3 separate regions of the Homo sapiens genome follow, and regions 2 and 3 are each linked to region 1. Evidence: chromatin contacts called from ENCODE Hi-C or POLR2A ChIA-PET data. All regions are on one chromosome and are shown on one strand. Each heading gives the region's core, a stretch centred on a gene start or an enhancer-like site at or near the end of the contact. The rest is flanking DNA. Distances are from core to core; before and after follow the strand shown. Region 1 holds the start of ZKSCAN7-AS1 (ZKSCAN7 ZNF cluster antisense RNA 1). Region 2 holds the start of ZNF197-AS1 (ZNF197 antisense RNA 1). Region 3 holds the start of ZNF501 (zinc finger protein 501).

What was found. Hi-C counts contacts between places; a loop is a spot of excess contacts on that map. ChIA-PET counts read pairs that join two places held with the same protein, here RNA polymerase II (POLR2A). Pooled maps may share reads with other maps.
Region 2: a map of B cell shows a loop between it and region 1 (27-fold over the local background). The contact joins the promoter of ZNF197-AS1 here to the promoter of ZKSCAN7-AS1 in region 1. A Hi-C loop is called at or near these places in 7 of 168 maps with a recorded cell type or tissue (B cell, GM12878, PC-9 and 4 more), 24 of 37 single-sample maps with no recorded cell type and 25 of 50 pooled maps. POLR2A ChIA-PET finds 5 or more read pairs at or near these places in 2 of 52 experiments (WTC11 and activated B cell).
Region 3: a loop to region 1 is called in a map of naive thymus-derived CD4-positive, alpha-beta T cell, with 9 times the contacts of the local background. The contact joins the promoter of ZNF501 here to the promoter of ZKSCAN7-AS1 in region 1. A Hi-C loop is called at or near these places in 1 of 168 maps with a recorded cell type or tissue (naive thymus-derived CD4-positive, alpha-beta T cell), 15 of 37 single-sample maps with no recorded cell type and 14 of 50 pooled maps. POLR2A ChIA-PET finds 5 or more read pairs at or near these places in 5 of 52 experiments (CD4-positive, alpha-beta T cell, WTC11, activated B cell and 1 more).

Annotation. Positions count from the first base shown.
Region 1 is chr3:44,684,374-44,686,942 of GRCh38, forward strand. ZKSCAN7-AS1 (ZKSCAN7 ZNF cluster antisense RNA 1) reads right to left here and starts at 1,280. Exons shown (of 3, transcript NR_157564.1): 1 at 1,186-1,280. LOC124905403 (zinc finger protein OZF-like) reads right to left here and starts at 1,409. Exons shown (of 2, transcript XM_047449433.1): 1 at 1,382-1,409; 2 at 1-417. The coding sequence starts at 1,409. RefSeq lists silencers at 895-944, 995-1,124 and an enhancer at 1,295-1,424.
Region 2 is chr3:44,623,501-44,626,069 of GRCh38, forward strand. ZNF197-AS1 (ZNF197 antisense RNA 1) reads right to left here and starts at 1,297. Exons shown (of 2, transcript NR_046658.1): 1 at 1,222-1,297. The region is part of intron 2 of ZNF660-ZNF197 (ZNF660-ZNF197 readthrough); the gene reads left to right. ZNF197 (zinc finger protein 197) reads left to right here and starts at 1,536. Exons shown (of 6, transcript NM_006991.5): 1 at 1,536-1,643. The region is part of intron 2 of ZKSCAN7-AS1 (ZKSCAN7 ZNF cluster antisense RNA 1); the gene reads right to left. RefSeq lists a silencer at 1,540-1,889 and an enhancer at 1,869-2,371.
Region 3 is chr3:44,728,365-44,730,933 of GRCh38, forward strand. ZNF501 (zinc finger protein 501) reads left to right here and starts at 1,271. Exons shown (of 3, transcript NM_001258280.2): 1 at 1,271-1,651. LOC105377056 (a long non-coding RNA gene) reads right to left here and starts at 1,162. Exons shown (of 3, transcript XR_940788.4): 1 at 428-1,162. RefSeq lists an enhancer at 1,082-1,151.

The DNA of each region.
Region 1 (2,569 bases), core at 30-2,529:
TGAAGGCAACACCTGTGGAAACTCTCTTCCTTCTCCTTGCTCTGGGTCCTGCCTGGCTTCCCTGATGCCTCTTTGCACTTCCCTTCCCCGCTAGGGCTTCTCTAAACCTGGCTGCCAGAGGGGCTACACTCTGAAGCCTTTCGTAAGTTGTGACTTGTATTTTGACTTCTGAAACTGGCCCCTTGTTCTTCTCCCTGTGAATTCTCGAATGTGAAATACTTTTTGAGCTTAGATTAAAGAAGTTATCAAATTCTTTACCTTTCTGGCTTTTCTTCTCTAGGGAGATTTTTACATCCTTGATTTCTGCTGGCCTTATATTTCTAGTCCTCGTCCTCAGTATCTCCCTGGAAGGATCTCTCTGATGAATATTCAAACTGTCTTCCCAATTTTTGAATGCTCCTTGCCTTCTCTCTCTCCCTTACTCTTCAAAGTCGTCTTTGAGAGGAAGAGCTGGTAACACAGCCTGAAAAAAGCCTCAGGGCCTGAATTTCCATGCTGGCTCTGCCACTTAGGGGCTGTTTGCGCTTAGGCAGATTAACCCCTCTCATTTTTTCTTAATAGGAATAATAGTACCTACCTCATAAGGTTGCTGTCAGGATTAAATGAAACAAGCATTTAGAACAGTGCCTGGCCCACGCTAAGCATTACACAAGCACTTGCTATTATTTTGCCTCTTTAATGCTCCTTAAATCTACACAGTTCAGACATTCAGACATTCAGACTTATGGGACACTTATGACTGCCACCTGCACCTACACTACTTTCCTCCCGCCCGCATCCCATTTCTAGTCCCCAGTTCACCCTAACAACAAGCCCTTCAGACACACCCACCAGTGTGCCCACGTCAATTTACCATTGCCATGGCAACACCCCGGAGTTACTGCACCTTTCCATGGCAGTGACCCAATGACCCAAAAGTACTACTCCTTCCCTAGAAAGTTCTGCATAAGCCGCCCCTTAATCTGCATGCGATTAAAAATGGGTATAAATATGACCGCAAAACTGCCCTTCAAGCAGTTGACGAGCGACTTTCCCCTTACATCAAGTGCACAGTAAGCCCAAGCGCCGGGGCCGCGGGGATTCCCGCCAGTCACTCCCGCCACTACCGCCACCCGGCCCCGCCGCCAGCGCAGCCCGCAGCCCCGGCAAGCCTGCGCCCGCTCGGCCCCGGTCTCTTTCGCTCACCAGAGGCTACGGGGCGCCCGGCCCCGCACACCCAAGAAACACTGCCACCGCGACGCGCCTGCCCCCAGGATCCTCTCGCGAGCTTCAGTACCCAAGGAAGATGGGCCGTCCCGGAAGTGCGGCCGGGGCGACTTGCAGGCCCCTCGCCGACCGCTCTAGGAATCTCGGAGGTCTTTTGACCTCGACGCCTCCTTACCTGGGTCTCCTACATCTGACCTATCCATTCCAATTAAAAATCTGCAATGTGTTTAGGGGTGGGAGGACAATCTACTATCTACACAAAGGCCTCAGAGAATGTTGGGGAAAAAATTAAAGTCTTAGATATTGACATGTTTAACTTTTACTTCTTTTACAATGTAAAAGTGTCTCTCTACAGCTCCTTTATTTTTGAGAGGTGCTTATAGAAGATACGATTCAGGTTAGAAGATTCAAGTTAGAAAATTCTCTCTAGTCAATGCTCTCCAACCCGTTGCAGTAGGATTGGGATGGAACTGCTGAGGTAGCAAGCAGGACTTGACTCCAGAGGCCGGGTCAGACACTCGACCAAATTGAGGACTAACTAAAACAGAGCCAGGTGGAAGCAGCTTTCAGTCAGACACACCCACCAGTGTGCCATGTCAATTTACCATTGCCATGGCAACACCCCGGAGTTACTGCACCTTTCCATGGCAGTGACCCAAAAGTACTACTCCTTCCCTAGAAAGTTCTGCATAAGTCGCCCCTTAATCTGCATGCGATTAAAAATGGATATAAATATGACTGCAAAACTGCCCTGAGCTGCTACTGTCTGCCTACAGGGTAGCCCTCCTTTGCAGGAGCAGTTACAGAGCTGTAACACCGCCTCTTTGAAGGGGTTTTTTCTTCTACCTCTGGCTTGTCCTTGAAGTCTTTCCTGGGCAAAGCCAGGAACCCTTGTGGGCTAAGCTCCACTTTGGGGCTTGCCTGACTTGCATAACCGTGAAGCTACTTGAGTTGTCAAATAAAAAACAAACTCAGACATAGATAAGACAGGCTTTATTCAAAAGGACAATTGCAAATGGGAGAAAGGTACTACTACAATAGGGAGAGGAGGACTATTGCAATAGAGAGAATGCTTAGACCATAAGATCCACAAACATCTTGTCAACCCAAATAACAGACAGACTCTCTAAAGATAAGGTGTTTATTCAGGAGTGCACAGGGGATTCACAAATCCAGTATATGGGGGCTATGCAGACCATTGGCATATCCAAAGAGGTTGTGTAGCGGGATTGATAAAAAATTAGAGAGACCGATGGGGTTGAGAAGGATATTTATTATTTAGGTGCACTGGCCCAGTTGGATTAACATCCAAAGGCTGAGCCCTGAACAAAATGTTAAGTTACCTTTTAAGCATTTCGTGGGG
Region 2 (2,569 bases), core at 47-2,546, 61 kb before region 1:
AGCAACTTATCTCAGAAGCTATAGATAAAACTGGTTTTGGCTTATAATAAGCAGTTTCAGCAGTCAAGCTTACAGAGAATAACATTCCTGGAGCAATGTTGTGTACCCTGAGTGCTTCCCCCAGCTAATTTCTCGACTTTCTTTTATTAGGTATGACAAAAATGACCCAATTCTTATGATCAGCTTTCACATTTCTTAGCATTTACCACCACCTGACACATTTTTATATTTGTTTTCTGTTTATCCCACTAGAAATGTAAGCCCCATGAGAACAGAGACTTTACCTCTTTATCTATGTCCCTAGTGCCCAGAACAGTATTTGGCATATGGCAAGTACTCAGTAGTTGAATGAATGAATGAATCAAGGCTGAAGTTTAAGTATGTTGTTTAATGAATGCCAGGAGAGAACATAAAGAAATAAACAGAATAAGCCTGGCACGGTGGCTCACGCCTGTGATTCCAACACTTTAGAAGGCCAAGGTGGGGGTGGATCACCTGAGGTCAGGAGTTCAAGACCAGCCTGGCCAACATTGTGAAACCCCGTCTCTACTAAAAAAAAAAAAAAAAAAAAAAAATAGCCAGGCATGGTGGCACGTGCCTGTAATCCCAGCTGCTCAGGAGGCTGAGGCAGAAGAATCGCTTGAACCCGGGAGGTGGAGATTGCAGTGAGCCAAGATTGCGCCACTGCACTCCAGCCTGGGCAACAAGAGCAAAACTCCATCTCAAAAAAAAAAAAAAGACATAAACAGAATAACATGAACCTTGCTCATTGAATAAACATTCATCTACAACCTATATGGCTTCAGCTTTGTACTAGGTGCTAAATACATGGGATCCATGCAGACATGGCCTTTGCCCTTTTGGAGACTTGTTTCAGCCATAGTCCCATATAGGGGTGTCAGTTCCAGAAGTCCAAACTTAAGAGACTGAAGACCAAAGAGAGGATCAGAGTGCCAGTTTCCTTTATATACACCTGACTTTACCCAGGGCGATGGACAGCTAGAATAACCTCTTCTTTCAGGGGAGAGATGTCCCTACCATTTGCACATTACCTTGCACCATCAACTTGATTATTATTTAATATCATAGCTCCAATATGTCATCATGTGGGCAAGAGATACACCACAGTAAGCGAATTCACAAGAGGGTGATTTATAAGTCATGTTATTATTTATAGTGAGAATTGCATAAGTTCAAGAAGAGACCAGAAAAGTCACCTACCAGGTCATTCAGACGTGAAGGTCACTCCCTATCAACCTCAATTGAAATGCAAATCAAAATAGAAATGTCCAACTCTCTTAGGAGGCAACAGGCATCCTGAGACCCTGGGTCCTGTCTTTCATCTCTGCACCCTTCCGGTCTGAAACAGCGGCCAGTTCTTGTTCGATGTAAGGAACACTAGTACCCAAGGGCTCAGGAGTTCCGCCTCTCTTCCCCAGTTCTGGGAAAAGAAACGAACCATAGAGATGTGGCTTCCTAGAGATCCGGGATGAGGGGCGGGGTGCAACCGGAAGTCGCAGTATTCTCGGCTCGGCCATTATTCTGTGCCTCGGCTGCCGGAAGGGCTCGTTCCTGTGTCATCTCCTAGCGGCCTGGCGCCGAGGCGGCGGTACGCAAGGCTGGAGCCGCAGCGGGAGCCCCCGGTGAGCGGGGTGGGCTCGGGGGCGGGTGGGCGTGCAGGGAAGGCGGCCCGGGACGCGGGCCTGAGCTTGCTGGGACTGCACAGCCCTCGGTAGCCTCTCCCGGGCCCTGACCCCCGGCATGGTCCGTCGCCAGCTTCGTGTTGGGGTTCGACGTCGTGGCCTCGGCTGGGCAGGCAGCCGGCCCGAGGGAAGTACTGAGGACAGCAGCTCCGAGTCTGTGTGTGTTTGTGGACCGGTGCTCCTGTCTAACGGACTCTGCTGGCGCTTTGAGAAGAGCTGCCTCAGTAGCCTGCTCCCCCAGCTCAGGCCTTTCTGCTCTTCCTCAGTCTTGTCTGAGGCTAATCCACAGAAACATTCTGAGGTTTCCCTATTACCGGTGGCGCCCAGACTCTTGAGGACGGATTTTTTTGTTTGTTTGTTTTAAGGGGTGGAACGATTTTAGCTTTTTTAGTCTTTTAGTTTTGTAATATAATGGTATTTAAAAATCAAACTTGAAAAACTCAAACTTGAAACCACCCATACCAACATTACTTCAGGCAATACATTTTAACACAAAGTACTAAGACCGTAAACTCAGAATAAATGCTGGCCTTTGCGCGCGCGCGCGCACACACACACACACACACACACACACACACACACACTCATTGCCAACCTGTCAGCGACGATTGTTACTGGTTTTCTCTTTTTGCAGCTTACCAGATTAAAGCTTTGTCGTGGACTGGTGTTTGGAAACTGTTGTTTTAGAACAGTTTGGGTTGTTTGGGTTTCATAAGTTTCTTCGTAGATGGAATTGTTTTGGACTTCTGGAATTAGAATCCCTGAATTCAGAATTTGCTCCCATGTCTCAGTTAGCTAAGTGGCCTTGAGTGGATTCGCTCCTCTGATCCTTTTGTTTTTTTTAACTTCTGCTTTGAAAACCTTTT
Region 3 (2,569 bases), core at 21-2,520, 44 kb after region 1:
TCTCATTAATTTATACAGCAAGTGTTCACTTCTATATGCTGCACACTAGGGATATGATGGTGTGCACACAGCCCTATTGTCCTGAGATTGCAGATCAGTAGGAATGCTTGGAAGTGAATAAGGTACTCTCCACTCATGCCTTTATCTCTGGACTTTACCTGTCAAGATGAGCCCATGTGTGCAAATATTTCCTGAGTTAGAGCCAGCAAGATCTGAAGTTTTGTAGAAAGGGATGGGTGTGCTACCTTGAGGCCCTGAAAGGTCAGTGAAGTCAGGGCAGAACAATAGGTACTGGAGCTGGGATTTGAGACACAGACAATAGTCCTAACATTTACTGAAGATTTAAAAAATACTAGATGTTCTTAGTAATTCACACGTATTAACCTCACTTAATCCTCACAACAACCCTGTGGTACCATTATTATACCTGGTAAGTGAGGAAGCAGGCACAGAGAGGTAAAGTTGCAAAGTTCATACACTGAGAATCAGGGATTTGAGCCCAAAGCAGTGTTTGATTTGTTTTGTTTTGTTTTTGAGACAGAGTCTCACTCTATCACCCAAGCTGGAGTGCAGTGGCTCAGTCTCTGCTCACTGCAACCTCCCCCTCCCAGGTTCAAGTGATTCTCGCGCCTCAGCCTCCGGAGTAGCTGGAATTACAGGCGCCCACCAGCACACCCGGCTGATTTTTGTATTTTTAGTAGAGACAGGGTTTCTCCATGTTGGGCAGGCTGGTCTTGAACTCCTGACCTCAGGTGATCCGCCCGCCTCGGCCTCCCAAAGTGCTGGGATTACAGGAGTGAGCCACCGCGCCTGGCCTGCAGAACTTTTTCTTTTGGCCACCTGAACAAAGATCCTGGGTCAGTAAGGTGTCAGGGGTTTCTGTGAAGAGGTCAGTTTTCTTCCAGATGAGGATGTGTGTGAGGAAGGTGGAAGCCAGTTTTGTGAAAAGCCTTGAGAATCCCCAAAGGACAGTAACATAGGAAGCTAAATGTGGCGGACTTGCAGGATGAACTGATGCACAGTAAGAGCTCCTTGTGGTCGACCCTTCTGACTTCCATCCCGTTTCCCTGTGCTGGAAGACGCACGCCAGGTGGGGTCGCAGGTTGTTTCTGGTGCCGGCTTAACCGGCGCAGCACCGAAACCCGTAGCTGCGTGCGGGAAGGAACCACCGAGCGGAAGCCGCTCCCACCTTCCTAGAGAGGAGACGGTAGTGGTTATTAGCCGAGGCGCGGACTGCTGACGTCACGCCGGCTGGGCGCGTCCGGGACTTACTCCTTTCCGCAGGGCAGCACCCAGGGACCTGAGTGTTGCAAGGTGCGAGAGGGGAGCGCCGCGGGGAGCGCCGCGGGAAGCGCATGGTGAGCGGTTTCTGCTGTGCCCGGCTGCCGCGGGTCGATTCCAGCTCCTCCCTCGGGAAGCAGGGCGTTTTTCTTCCTGGAGGGCCTGTGGAGCGGAGGCCCGAGGCCTAGGGCAAACTTGCCATGAAGAAAGGAGAGGCTGTTCGAGAGCCCTAGGCTGGGAGTCGGAGGACCTGGGTTCGATTTATACATACTTAAGCATGTCAGTGAACTTCTGGGCACTTTAGTTTTCTGATTTCCAGAAGTAAATACTGTTTCCTGCCTTGCCGTTTCCCAAAGTTGTGCGGGTTGAAGTAAGTATATGCAAGAATTAGTGCCTTCCCTTCATTATTTATTCTTCTCTAACAACAACAAAATAGGTACCGTATGAAGACATGTAGACTCAATACTTTAACAGCAGGCACTATTTATTGAATGCTTACCAGCTGGCATTCTTCTAAGTAGTTGCCATGTAGTAACCCACTTATTCATTACGACAACCCTATAAAGTAGTTACTGGTATCGTCTCCATTTAACAGTTGAAAAAACTGGAGCAAAAAAAGGTTAGGTAACTTGTTCAAAAGTCCTAGTCCTGGAGCCCATGCCATACTTGTAAGTTTGCTGGTGGAAGACAGAATGTAATCAGACTAGAAAGTCCTACAGTAGAAACTTGTAAAATTCTTTGAGAATGTAGACGAGGAAGGGCCTTGGAAAAGTCAAAATTTTCCCACAAGGAAGAGGTGTGAAGTTTCACATTTGAGCTAAATATTAAAGGTTGACTGCAAGCTTGAAAATAATTGCTGGCTTATTTGACCAAATGAGGAAATAAAAGAGACGTTTGAAAATAATTAAACAGTTTGTTCAGTGTCAGTTAAGAGATGCTAGTGGATTGGGATGTATTAGACAGGAAACCAGGTTCCTGCCTTTGAATACAGTGTTCTTTGCATTAGGAGGGTTCTTGAAACCTTTCCCTTATGAAGAGTCCTTAACATCTTACAGCAGATACTCCTTACACAAAGGCAATCCTCTTGTTATTTTCGAGAAATTCCCCCAATTCTAATTGTAGGAGGATAACTGACAGGAAGTTTCCCTGCTGTTGATTCAGCCCGTTCTTAACAAGACCCATTCACCTCACGGCTAGCTCATTTAGTACTTTTCAAATAAATGAATAAACAGATTCAATCAAAGATGGACTGGAAGGGCTTGATTTGAGGTTTTTGCTCTTTTCCCAT